Regions from separate parts of the Homo sapiens genome. Here region 2 is linked to region 1. A link is an interaction called in ENCODE POLR2A ChIA-PET data of the cell type or tissue named here. Cell type or tissue: Panc1. All regions are shown on one strand. Each heading gives the region's core, and the rest is flanking DNA. Links, peaks and the distances in the headings are about the cores only. Region 1 overlaps CYB5B (cytochrome b5 type B). Region 2 overlaps NFAT5 (nuclear factor of activated T cells 5).

What was found. ChIA-PET counts read pairs that join two places held together with the same protein. Peaks named below come from ENCODE experiments on the same cell type or tissue, not always from the same donor. Only the 100,000 strongest peaks of a DNase experiment are listed, where the experiment ranks them.
Region 2: POLR2A ChIA-PET joins it to region 1 with 20 read pairs; 3 of 35 experiments call an interaction of 5 or more read pairs at or near these places.

What each region holds. Positions count from the first base shown.
Region 1 is chr16:69,455,465-69,458,384 of GRCh38, reverse strand. All of the region lies in intron 3 of CYB5B (cytochrome b5 type B), which reads right to left. Among named protein-coding and RNA genes, the nearest start is that of CYB5B, 32 kb to the right of the region's middle. In Panc1, for the core only: no CTCF peak of the experiment used is centred there; no DNase peak of the experiment used is centred there; H3K27ac peaks cover 1,075 bases.
Region 2 is chr16:69,639,401-69,642,320 of GRCh38, reverse strand. All of the region lies in intron 3 of NFAT5 (nuclear factor of activated T cells 5), which reads right to left. Among named protein-coding and RNA genes, the nearest start is that of SNORD13H, 68 kb to the left of the region's middle. In Panc1, for the core only: no CTCF peak of the experiment used is centred there; no DNase peak of the experiment used is centred there.

The sequences.
Region 1 (2,920 bases), core at 248-2,747:
CATAAAATGTTCACAACAGGACAATCAATAGAGTTAGAAGTAGATTAGTAGTGGTTGCCTAGGGCTGGTGTGAGGAGGACGAGTTGTGGGGAAATGGAAAACGACTGCTAATGAATATGGGGTTTCTTCTTGGAGTGAGGAAATTGTTCTAAAATAGACTGCACAGTTCTGTAAATACACTAAAAACCATTGATTTGTACATTTTAAATAGGTAAACTGTATGGTATGTGAATTGTATCACGATAAAGCTGTTATTACAATTTTTTTACTCAATTCAAGTATCAAACGAGTTATTGATTCCATTAACCAGCTGTATAGTACAAAAGGCCTGCTAACTTACTGCCAGAGGACAATAACCCTTTAGCATAGGTTGCTGCTGCCCAAAATACCATCTTTGCAAAATGTAGAAGTATATCAGGGTATGAACATGGAATATTAGCTCTGCTTAACCACCGTTTTCAATAATCTCCAAGAATTTCCAGAAACCAATCACATTGGCCCCAATATACTTTAGAGCAGTCCATGAAATGAGTTTTAATTTCATATATCCAAAACACTGTCATGCAAATGAATACATGCCCCAAACCTGAAAGAAATTAGTCTGTAGGCAAGAAAAATGGCAAACGAAAGGTTTTAAAGAAACCATATTAACATACTTCTATACTTCTTTAAGACTTTAATGATTATCATTATCTGGGACATTTCAACTAGTCTAGTAAGGATCCGATTAATTAAAATGAGTTACAAGTCAATCTTTGAAAAATACAACAAATGTTACTATCTACAGATTCGGAAGGTAGGAGTGGTAGCGATGGTAGTATGTGCATCAAGTTAATTTATAATGCTGCCTTTTAAAATAAATATTCCACTACAGTAACCGAGAAATAATTGAATTCCATCAAGAAAATGTTCATGGTCTTTTATGCTTTAGCTACATAAATACCAATGATTTATAGACAAAAAATGTAGTTACTATTTTTAAAAGGGATAATTTGAAAGGCTTATATGAGAGCATCACAGCATAATATATGTATTATGATGTTTAATCTATAATTAGAGTAAAAATCATATACTTCATATAAATGGATTCTCTAAATTTCAAAGCTTTTAGCCTCTTTTACAATCAAAAGCCCTGGATCTCTGCTAAGTAGGGTGAGCCTTAGAAAAAGGTAATAAGCAACTGAAGAAGAAAGAGAACAAAGACAGCCAAAACCGTACTATGCTGAAATGTAAAAATTTCTAAACAATAAATAACTTAAAACATATGGTGTTCTTTGAACTAAGTACTGCAAAATGTGCCTGTTTTAAGATCAATCCATCCCTGGGGACGCAAAAAAAAGACCAACCTGTCTAACCCATTAAAGGAAAGAGAAGAGAAAGAGGCATACACTCCCTTTAGGATACTGATAGCCAAGTAGATGCAAACCATAGTGACCCCACTTTTAATCAAATACATAATAATCAAAGAGATGTTGAAGGCACAGCTCTTAGCAGCCAGGACTCTCAGCCAAATTTGGAAATAAACCAAATCGCTTGTTTTTAAACTGAAATGAAAAAAGTTCTATTAACACATAACCTCCCTTCACCTCCACCCTTCCCCTAGGCACAGTTCCCCCCAGTCTTCATTTCCACAGCTAAGCACTAGACTAAAGCTAATGGATGCTTAAGTGAAAAGCTTACAGTTTATAGTTGACTTTAATTTATCCCTTCAGGTATTGAGGCATATCTAGCTGGTTATGTCCATGCCCAGATTTTAATGCTCTCAATCTTTGGCCTGGAAAGTAATAATTGCAATACTATGATTTTAGTTACAAGTGGTGAATCAAATCCAAAGTTCTTCCAGCATAACCCCTACCAAGCAATTAATATGCATGCTTCTTTTTCTTCGAAAAGCTTAGAATACACTGGCAAACAACAAAATTGCTGTGAGTTTTGGTATTATAGGTTCTAAAACAAATTGCTGTTAAGTCTACTCTGACTTTAGCTCAAAACTCATGGAAATTAACTGTTTAAATAAAACTGGTTCCTCAAGTTCAAGGTTCATTAAGGCTTTAATTCCCCACTAAAATAAATAAGTAGGGCTGGGCACCTTGGTTCACATCTGGTGAATCCCAACACTGGGAAGGCTGAGGCAGGAGGATCACCTGAGCCCAGGAGTTCAAGGCTATAGTGAGCTAGGATTGTGCCACTGTACTCCAGCCTGGAGGACAGATCAAGACCCTGTCTCAAAAATAAATAAATATATTTATATACATATAAACACAAAAGACGGACTTTTTAGGGAAAAAGGAAATATTTTGTAATACCTGAATAGAATATTTATAAAGCTGCTCAAAATTAAAATTATATCTAATATCTTCAAGCCCAATGTTATAAATCAGTTTCCTCGTTTGTAAAACGAAAAGCTCAGATCAATGTGAATTCTAAAGTCATATTCAATTATCTCAACACAATTTTCTGAGCCAAGGACATTGTGGTGAAACCTAGAGCAGCAGGCTTCTAAAGGGTAGAGAGAAGAAAACACCATTCTCTTATGTCTAGGAAGACTGAAGAAGCACTACCGTAAGTAGATTTTTCTCTCTTCCACCAGCTACATAGAGGAGTAATTTCCCAGATCCTTGTCGCACCATAAGCACTGACCCAATTTGATAAGATTAAGAGAATGACAAAAAGGCCAGTCGCGGTGGCTCATGCCTGTAATCCCAGGCATGAATTACATGAGAGGCCAAGGTGGGCGGATCACGAGGTCAGGAGATCAAGATCATCCTGGCCAACATGGTGAAACCCCATCTCTACTAAAAATACAAAAATTAGCTGGGCATGGCAGTGTGTGCCTGTAATCCCAGCTACTCAGGAGGCTGAGGCAGAAGAATCGCTTGAACCCGGGAGGCAGAGGTTGCAGTGAGCCGAGATCACACCG
Region 2 (2,920 bases), core at 270-2,769, 180 kb before region 1:
TTATCAGACCAAATGCCAGTAACGATGGTGAACTTGAATTGTACATACAGCTTCTTTTAAGAATTGATGGAAACTATAAATACTCAAAAATAGTTGAGATTCAAAGACTGGCAGATATTAAATAATGTCTACATGGAATATGAATATCCCAGAATCTGCAATTTAATAAAAGATGAAACAGGATTTTATTTACTTTCTTTACTTTCTTTTTTGTTTTCTTTGTTGAGACAGTCTTGCTCTGTTGCCCAGGCTGGAGTGTAGGGGCACGATCACAACCCACTGCAGCCTCGACCTCCTGGGCTCAAGCGATCATCCCACCTCAGCCTCCTGAATAGCTAGGACTACAGGTATGCACCACCATACCTGGCTAATTTTTGTATTTTTTTGTAGAGATAGGGTTTCACCATGTTGCCCAGGCTGGTTTTGAACTCCTAGGCTCAAGGGATTCTCCCACCTCAGCCTCCCAAAGTGCTAGGATTACAGGCATGAGGCACCATGCCCAGACTGAAATAAGATTTTAAACGATACCATTTATAGAAACCCATGTAGATTTTATATACTCCTTGCTTAAACTGTATTTTAAACTTAAGAACTATCAGCTCTAGATTTGTCAACTAGAAATTATTTTAACTACCATAATATATTAGTGCTTAAAATATCATAAAAAAGATATACTTTATATGGAACTAAAAACTTTTAATAGAAAGCTTTGAAATTAGAAATATTTGCTGAAGTCCTCAAAAGAAAGAAATACCTTTCACTGCTTTAAAATATATGACAGAAATGATATTTAATTTCCAAGCTTCCAAGATTAAAATTTGATCCCTAACATTTGAATATGTACATATTTTATAATTTTTCAACATCTGTGCAAAATTGAGTTTTCTAAAAAAGCTAGTTTAAAAAAAGCCATAAAATTTTGCAAGAGTGCTAAGTGAACAAATAGTGGAACAAAGAAGGAATAAATTATTGACTATTCAAAAATAATCATTAAAAAAAAGATATTTGGAAACAATTTCCTTTTTTTTTTTTTTTTTTTTTTTGAGACGGAGTCTCACTCTGTTGCCCAGGCTGGAATGCAGTGGCACAATCTTGGCTCACTGCAACCTCTGCCTCCCAGGTAAAAGCGATTCTCCTGCCTCAGCCTCCCGAGTAGCTGGGACTACAGGTGCCCGCCACCACACCTGGCTAATTTTTGTATTTTTAGTAGAGACGGGGTTTCACCGTATTGGCCAGGCTGGTCTCAAATTCCTGACCTTGTGTTCTGCCCACTTTGGCCTCTCAAAGTGCTGGGATTACAGGTGTGAGCCACCGTGCCCGGCCTTTTTTTTTTTCTTTTGAGATGGAGTTTCGCTCCTGTTGCCCCCGCTGGAGTACAATGGCACGATTTTGGCTCACTGCAACCTCTACCTCCCAGAGTCAAGCGATTCTTCTGCCTCAGCCACCCAAGTAGCTGGGATTACAGGCATGCACCACCACGCCCGGCTAATTCTGTATTTTTAGTAGAGACAGGGTTTCACCATGTTGGTCAGGCTGGTCTCGAACTCCTGACCTCAGCTGATCCGCCTGCCTCAGCCTCCCATAGTGCTGGGATTACAGGCGTGAACCACTGTGCCTGGCCAGAAACTATTTCTGATCTAAAACACATAATGTTCAACCTTCGTTATTTCTTCTTAAGCATTATATTTTTCTTACTGGTAACAATGACCAACTCTGAAGTTCTCATCTGATAAAAGTCACCAGATACAAGGACATATTTTCAGATTAAAGAAGAAAGATATTCAGAGAAAAAAGCTGTAAGGCCAACACTCATGTTGCCAAGAGATTGAAATATCTAGAACACACAAAGTGGCTGCAAACCTGCTTTGTCGACACCTTACATGCCAACCTTCATTTTCTACTTTTCTTCTTTTTCTTATAATATTAATGCAAAGTTTAAAACTTTACAAAAAGTTTTAGTTTCAATCAGTATCAATCCACTATTTAGAAACAAACAAACAAAAAGTAAGAAAGGAAGAGAGAAAGAAAGAAGGACTTATGAAGAAGTCTGAAAACGAGACCGACCTATACCCTGGGTGAGATTGGATGGGTTAAGTGTCTCTGGCACTATTTGTCTTCACTATTGACAGACACTGTCACACAACCCACCACACGATGCCTGTCTCTGAATGGCGAAGCTAGAATGCAAGTTAAGTGTATTAATAGAAAAAACAACTAGCATCCCAGCATATAAAATAAGCATTCCAGATTATTAAAAAAACAAAAATTGTAGGGCTGATCATTTACATGATTAAAACAGTTTCAATCTCCCATTTGTACTTTTCCCACCCAACATACGTTTACATGTTAAAATAAGCAATGTTTTAAAATGAACTTCAAAAAATTTAATTATTAACCTCTGAATGCATGTGGGGAAATTTCTTAGACAAAATTTTTGTGAACTCTTATTCACCAATTTGTTCTGTTTATAGATGCTCTCTAATCCATAAGCCAGAATTCTCTCTTTCAGGTGTTTTTCAGGCTGTTCCCTTACCCAAACTCTTTTGAAGCGTGGAAGAAGATATGTTCTGAGCAATGCACTTACACTGTAAAAAAACCTATATTTTAGCAGCAAAATAACCTTTCCATTTTTCAGACCACACTGACTCCTACATACTTCTTTATACTCCCCTTAAAAAGGATACCAATTTATACTTTTAATGATACATGCTACTTTGTATAATATGTTTGATCCTAGAGGCTCTATTTTTTTAAAAAAAATAATGAGCACTACTGCTGAAGCTGAAGGGTTTGTTTCTGATTTATTGCAGACATCTTTTTCTTCTCCAGTTCATCAAATTGCCATTCAGGGTTCTAATGTTATAAAACAATTACTCTCCAGTTTTTAATCTGAATTCTCCTTAAATAATTATTTCTACCT